Linked DNA regions of Mus musculus: region 1 is linked to region 2. The links are chromatin loops, found by intact Hi-C in ENCODE. Cell type or tissue: left cerebral cortex. All regions are shown on one strand.

What was found. A loop is a pair of places that touch in the nucleus more often than their neighbours do. Peaks named below come from ENCODE experiments on the same cell type or tissue, not always from the same donor. Only the 100,000 strongest peaks of a DNase experiment are listed, where the experiment ranks them.
Region 1: a loop joins it to region 2, with 2.2 times the contacts of the local background. A loop is called at or near these places in 1 of 42 quality-filtered maps.

Annotation. Positions count from the first base shown.
Region 1 is chr19:26,259,592-26,263,591 of GRCm38, forward strand. It overlaps the pseudogene Gm25176. Among named protein-coding and RNA genes, the nearest start is that of 1700048O14Rik, 220 kb to the left of the region's middle. In left cerebral cortex, no CTCF peak of the experiment used is centred here; DNase peaks (open chromatin) are centred at 2,140 and 2,980; H3K27ac peaks cover 1,352 bases.
Region 2 is chr19:26,321,829-26,325,828 of GRCm38, forward strand. No RefSeq gene overlaps it. Among named protein-coding and RNA genes, the nearest start is that of Gm34808, 180 kb to the right of the region's middle. In left cerebral cortex, no CTCF peak of the experiment used is centred here; DNase peaks (open chromatin) are centred at 2,055, 2,790 and 3,340; H3K27ac peaks cover 489 bases.

The DNA of each region.
Region 1 (4,000 bases), 62 kb before region 2:
AGCAGACTCTAACTCAACCCTTCTATTTTGTTCCTGAGATGTTTTCTCCTGAAAGCATAAGTCTTCATTTTCAAGATCTCTCCTCCCTCATTTTGAATCCTTGTTCTCAAAATTTATTCTACTGTTGGACGTTCAATTTCTTACCTGCAAACCTCTTTGGTGCTAACTCTCTCAGGGATACTTATATTTAAACAGGGAAGAAAGCACTAGAATCTCTAGACAGCCATTAGCATCTGTCTGGAAACTAGAATCTCGCCCTGGAGAGATCAGCCAGTCTACTTTAAGAGGGCATTCAGGGCTCTCTGTCTCCATCTGTGGCTGCTGCTTTAGTAGGGATCTTGTACTCACATCCTTCCCAGGAAAGGACGCTTTAATAGCTGTTTTGCCCATAGTCAGATTACTGAGTCTGTCTGCAGATTGTCCTCTTTAGAACCTTTAGAACGGATGCTCTCTATGAGTGTAGACATAGGGGTAAGCACTGTACATGGTAGAGCAAAATGAGAAAGGAAAAGGCAGGCATGTCCTTGCTCACCTATATGAGGCCGTGTTGCTCACAATCTGTTACTATGCGTCGTCTCTCTGTGATTGTTAGAGTCCAGTCATGGGGAGAAGCTATAATTGAGTTAGGCTCTTTCCTAATCCAGTCACAGTTGATCATTTCTCTTATTCTCAAACTTCTGACAGGTGTTAAAGTAAAAGTAATATAACTGCTCTTCATCAGAATATTGGACACCTCGACTTTCAGAAAAATAAGAGAAATACAGAAGAGACATGTTGGAGCTTTGGTAACTGCTAAAGTAGGGACAAAGCAAATGCCAATGGAATATCTCCATATTTTCAATTAGCAATAACCGTGCCTCGGATAAACCTCATTGACTACGATACTGCCACTGCGCAAAGCTCTCCATATTTTCAAATACATCACCAGTCAACTACTACACTTAATTGAAGCTATTCTTGATTGAATTTAAATAATAATTTATTCTGTAACCACTGGATATCATTGCTGCTGATTTACTTAACCCCTACAGAGATAATACATGCTTGCCATTAGGGTACTGCACGTTATATTCTCCTTTTGGAAGCTGGGATATAGAAATGTTCATTTAATTTCATTCTCTTGAAAGTTTTAAATGTGCTAGATATAGAGGACTGAGGTTGTAGTCCCAGAGCATTAATTATAAACTCAAAGCTCTTTGTATGAATGACTTCATTAACCCCCCTCATTAAAAGAGCCTGATGTGGTTTCATTATTGTCATGGTACCATGGGCTTTAGTCCTGTCTGTGGAACTAAGTCTTACAAGTTATCCACTATACATTGCAGTCACTCTACCATGTTACCTCTTCTTCCATCACTTCTGATACTTACAATCTAAGTCCTGGACTTTCTTTCTGGTCTGTGTAAAGTCAGAGATCCAAAGCAGCCCAGGCAAGGAAAACTGAGAAAGCCAGGGGTAAGTGGTCCATGGCTGAGCACTGACCAGTGAGCATCCTGGTCTCTTTTCACTTTCAGACAAGAAAGACCACAGAGACAGTGACACGCACAGTGAAGCTAAGCTTATTTAAACTTCAGATCTACTACTATAGAGTACATCTCTGGATATGTCCAGTGTTTCTTACCCCACACAGATCTACAGTCTCCCATCTCTCTTTAAGGATGCAGGATGGATACAGTCATTTTAGAGGGATGCTTACATAGAAAATGAATGAAATACAATGGAAGCATACTTTCATGAAAGCAAGCCATCAGTTAAGCATCTTGGACATTCACATGACTATCACCCTCAACAACAGGGTACACACAGCCCTGAGATCAGTAAGTTACCTGTGCAATTCCTAACACCAAATCTCTTGCTAGTTTTGATTTTTTTCATTGTAAGTGACACACCTTTGTATTTTATTAGCATGATCTGCTCTTGATTAAAACTTTTCAATACTTTTTGTGATATAGGATCAATATATCATAAAAGCATCATTAAAACATCCCTCTCTTACTGGTTATGAATTGCCTTGTTGGTGATGTAACTACATCTCCCAGAACCCTTTGAGAGACTGAGCCTTAAGATCTGGGCATGTTTCACAGCAGAAAGATGAACACAGCCTAGTTTGGCTCCCTCTGCACAGAAAAGGCACATGGTAGAATAAGAAAAGCAGACATGGTGGGTGTGTCGTAGGTGGGCCTGTCAATGGTGAGTTCCACTGTTAAATGCTAGAAACCGAATTTAACTTCTCTAGGCCCCTTTGCATCTACAAAATAAAATCTGCCTTGCCTAGCTCACAGGATTAATACAAAGGGAAAATAAGACAATACACATGAAATTATTTTGAAGAGAAAATTTGGTTTTCTAGAAGGCAGAATCTTAGGTGGACTTTAGCATGCAGGATGCTCTATGTAGTGTGTCTTTGGGATGTGCATCTGAAAGAAACGAGAAAGGAAAATAATGTCAGGAGAAATTCAGTAGTTATACAACCCACTGAAAACTTCAGCCAGGGTCACAAGAAAATCCAGCGCTACCATGGTCTGCCAAGATGGTCTCAACTTCTGTTGAAACAGCAAACTATGTAACATTGTCACCTGATGTTCACTGGACATCAGATATCTGAGGAGTGGCCTGAGCTTGGGGCAGGTGACCCTCTGCAGCTGAGGAGACAGTGAAGGTTTTCATCTGATAGCATTCACAGCATCTTGGGTAAAATGTCTTTCCCAGAGAGAAAACTTTAATTATAAAGTTACATACATATAAATGATAAATTACAGGGTCTAAAACAGCATGCCCTTATTCTTCCTTACTGTACACTCAAGGAGAAAAACCTTCAGGATTCCTTGATGTCACATTTCTTTTTCGTGAAGGAAACTTACAGGGTGAAGAAAAATGAGAAAACATGATAGCCCACGCTGCTGGAACTGGTCTCAGAACCATTATGCATGTCAGAGCCTGCAGCCTCCTATAGCAGCACCTCTGCTCGCATGGGTGGCTGACCCAGATCCTCAGGCATCGTTTATTGTGAAACTTTATCCCATGACACTTGATTATGCATTTTCTTTCAGCACAAGGCAGTGGAGTACCAAAAGGCACCCAGATAGATCTCATGGTAGTTAAATATAGTCTTATCCTTCCCTGTTGTATAAATGCAACCGTTGAAGGATGGCCAGTTCCCCCTGACAATATAACAACCCTACTTTTCTGCTGGCTTCTAGATACAAGAATTATGAAATGAGCCTGGTTCCCTTCAGTTTAGCTCTATCCTTTGATTAAAATACTCTAACTTGTATGGCCAGGACTGCTAAACCCATAGAGTCCAGTGTGTGAGAGAAAGCATACATTTTTGTTGTTGTTGTTGTTGCTGTTCAACAAAGAGTGATACTATCATAAACTGGGTCCTTTCTGGTCCATACAGTTATAAGGTCAGGCAGGTCCAGCAACAGTCCATTAAGAGAAGGAAGTGAAGTGTCTGAAATAAATCACAAACAGAGCAAGGGGAAATGTAACAGCAAGGAGTGATGGTAACTAGACTATTCCTACTTTGCATTTTCATTCATAGTTTCATGTGTGATGACCATTGGGAACAGAGCTCTGGATGCAGACCTGTGATTCAAATTATCATCCATGTTGCAGGCACCTGCACCTCATCCATATATAAAGTATCTCCTATAGACTAGCTTTTTACCATGCCTTCTGAAATCCATTCATATTTCCCTATGCCTGGGTAAAAAGGTGCAATTTCTGACCACTGTATGATTGTATTTTCTAGTCACTCTGAGTCTTTGCTGTTTGGGGTCCTGGCTATCATATCTATATTGCTCTATGCTGGTAGATCAAAAGCTATAATTGTGTAGATATGTACTGAGTCTTCACAGGCAAGAAAAACATATCTATAACTGAGATATGACTCATTTTATCAATAACTATTAGTCATTCCCAAGGTTAGTTGGTTCATTGGAGTTGGTTCATTGTAGTCAGCTTGAATGCCAAACCGTATCCTAATAGTATCAGCAAC
Region 2 (4,000 bases):
TGCTAAATTCAGTGTATTAGTCAGTCCATGTGTCCATGAATCTATAAGGATTCCATTTAAGCAACAATTTTATGGTCATAGGCATCTAGTCTAACATCTGACACTAACCTATAACCTGTGGGCCTTCTTTCATTCATTTGAACTGGATTTAAGATTTAATTTTTTATTTTGCCTGTGTGTGTGTGTGTGTGTGCACATGTGCATATGATTACAGTACATATAGAGGTCAGAAGATGGTTTTTAAAAATGAGCTGGAGTTACAGACATGTAAGCCACCTGATGTGTTTGCTGAGAACCAAGCTTGGGTACTCTGCAAGAGCAATGTATTCTTCAATGCTGACCCATCTCTCTAGCCCCTAAAAAGAAGATTTCTATATTTGCAACATAAGTCATATATTTATCATTAACAAAAAGGTTACAAATTTATCAGGGTTCCTCTGGGCACAGAAGGTTTTAGGACTATCAGGAAGCTGTCGTGAAGAGACAGCTGATGCCCAAGAAGCCAAAGGAAAAGCCATACGGCTCATCAGCACTCTATACATGGAGGCATGAGGAAGTGGCTCCACAGGAGGCTCACTGGGCAAGTACAGTGGACTCAAAGGATTGTTGCCTAACACATCAGCCGCCAAACTGACCTACAAGAAATGTATAAGCAATGAAGGAAAATAGCAAGCCACTGCCAAATTGCTTCTTGTACAGTGTGATGAAGGACCAGCCCTGACCTGAAGCTGGGCAAAGCAATGATTCAAATGTGAAGACCTCCAGCAGAATTTTCATGCTTTGTCCCTTGGCTCTTTAACTCCCTCCCTCTGCCATTACCACCCACAGAAATCCCTAAACTGAAATACGGCACAAGGGTTAAACTTCTGGCTGCTTTCAAGTTTCTGCATGGTAAAAGTTAGAACCCCAGATTTTCAGAGTTCACCATCACATGCATGTTCCGTTCTGGCTCCGTAGCCTCATGTATATCTTCTCTTTCCCAGGACCAAAATACTCTGGACTTCTCTTGGCCTTCTTCACAGCTCAGTGTGTTTGTACATGTTATTCCTCTATCAGGAATATTCTCACACAACTTTATCCTTGGACATTTCTTTCCTTACTTCAGTCTCAGTTCAATGATAATCTTTATGGATCAAAAAAAGAGGAGTTAAAGGAAACTGTGAGATACATATAGATGCTGAGAACCAAACTCAGGTCCTCCGCTGTAGCAGGAGACATTCTTAAGCACAGAGCCATCCACAGGCTTTATAATAAGGATATTCATATGTACAGTTTTCAACTACTAGGGATGAGAATGTTTGTAGTACAACTATATATGTTGTGAATATTTTTGCAGCATTTACTAATAGTAAACTAAAACTAATCCAAACCATCTCAGAGAGAGAGAGAGAGAGAGAGAGAGAGAGAGAGAGAGAGAGAGAGAGAGAGAGAAGGAAGAGGAGGAGGAGGAGGAGGAAGAGGAAGAAGAGAAGAAAAAGAAAAAGTGATACTGTGAGTCACTTTAGAATTTAAATAGACAAACCTAAGAAAGAACAAATTGAAATTCAGCAAAAATCTTAAACCTTGGATAAGACAAATATGAATGTCTTTACTAATGAAATGATTTATGCATGAATAGTGAATGTCTCTTTTATATGTCAGGTACTATGGATACAAGGCAAACAAAGCTGTATTAATATCTCCTGTCAATAAGAAGCCAGCATCCCTGGAGTGTGTTGAGCAAGGGGGGAAAGGTGGAATAGAAGAAAATCTTCTAAGTGAGGAAGAGAATTTTATTTTCTAAATGTAGTCGGGAGCTTTTGTAAGTTTAAAGCAGGGCAATGATTTATAGGCCACTCTGGTTCTTCTTTGGTGGTGGGAGGAGAGTATGAGCTTGAAGCCTGTGCCCAGGTCACTGATGAATGGCAGTCAGAACCATTGCTTGGGCTGTGAAGACAAATTTATGAACCCCACCTTTATGAGTTCTAATTCTATAGATCTGGGGGTGATATGCATGGGTGGGTGGAATTTACATATCTCGAGAGTTGCTGGGTGGTGCTGATGCTGCCACTTTTAGACCACACTCTGAACAACACTGAGTTCTCTAGGAGGGCGTGAACAAAGCCCTGCTTTACCCCTACTACTCTTTTGCACCCCTCCTCCCAATCACAGGTCTCTTCGGCTCTCATGGTGTGTGTGCATGTGTACATGTGTGTGTGCGTGCATGTGCATGTGTGTGTGCATATGCATGTGTGTGATTGTTTGTATGCGTGTGCTTGGATGTGTGTGTGTGTTTGCTTGTTCAGATTGTGTGTTTGTATGCCTGTGTGTGGGCACTTGTGTATGTGCGTTTGCATATGAAAGACCTCCGCATATCCCTGCAGATATACATAAAGATGGGATCCTTATGATATCTAGTGCAACTGGTGCCTTATTTGAGGGAAAATTTGGACACAGAAGCAGGTTCACAGGAAGGACAGTATGAAAGGAGAACCGAGAGCAGAAGGATGTTTCTGTAAGATCAGGGACACTAAGGATCGCTCACAAAACCCAAAAGCCAAGGGCATCATGGAATTTGTTACAGCAGCTTTAGTAAGACTCTAAGGACTCCTCCTGGGATCACTCTTATTATATTGTAACCTTAGCTTTATACTTAGTCTTCATTGTTGCTGAGATCTGCCATTCTTTTTTGGGTCTGCAGCCAGTGGACCAACACCAACACTGCTATGAAACAGACCAAAGGCTCTGAGAACTCAATCAGGATATAAAGCCTCATATCCCCATTTTTCCAAATATGGAGTCCATGCCCTAGTCCGAAAGCAGACAGTCACCAGCTTTAGAATCTATGCCCTATTTTCTTACCATCTTTGCATCCATCAGTTATCCCCGAGCCTGAGTCATAGCCAGTATGTTTGTTGAGTGAATAGCAAATTTAATGAGTCATTCTTTATTTTCCCCTGTGGTAAATGGAAAACTTCTAGGGCCTTTGACCTTCATGCTGTATCTTTTTGTCAATGCCATGAGTGGTTTATTTGGGAAGCATCTGTTTTTGGATCACATTACCCTGTAAATGTATATTGTTAATGAAAGTGATCAGTGCAGATCAAGCTGACATTAACACTGAAGATATGGGGGATTGCTTGGGTGTGCAAATGGAAATGGTTTAGTGCCAGGGGATAATGAAAACATGAGAATTAGGACCGCGTTATTAGACGGAGGGGATGAGACTTGTCATTAGTTCCCACTGCTTCCTGAAGTTATTGTTAATAGCTGTTCAGAGTGAGTTGACGGGAACATGTGGAGACAGAGGAGGAGGAGAAAACAAATGTGTAGACAGCGTCTGCTCGCTGAGATGCGCGGCGTTCAGAATTGATCGCCCTGCAGTGCTTGCTGAGAGGCTAGTGATTTTTGAACTGATCCGTTTCTCCAAACTCACTCAGAGGCACAAGCAGCTGAAAACCACAGATTCCTCTGTGTGCCTGCACCAGGCTTTGATTTCCAATGCAAAGCCAAGTTCATGCTGCCACACTTGGGTGCCAGACCCTGAAGGAAGATGATATGGTTTGGGGTGGGCTTTTTTGTTTTGTTTTGTTTTTGTTTTGTGTGGTTTTTTTTTTTTTTTAAGTTCACAGAGGGGGTGGTTCAATGAAAGTATGCAGACAGAACTTAGTCTATTTGAGTTGCTATAACAGAACACTATAAACTCTTTGGTTTATACACACCCCATAAAATTTTGTCCTCACAGTTTTGGGGACTGGGGAGTCTGTGAATAAGGTGCTGACAGATTGGTGTCTGGGGAGCCCCCACACTCTTGTGGGGATCTGTCTTCTTACTGTAATCTCACACAGACAAGAGGGCTGGCTTTTTGTAGTCTCACCATGCTCCAAATGCCTCATCTCCTACCATCATATATGACCACATGGTGCCTTTCGGGTTGGAGTGGCAGCATGAGAATTTTGTGAGTTCACACAAGCATTCTGATGATAGCACACAACAATGTGTAGAAAGAGGTGCTATGTCT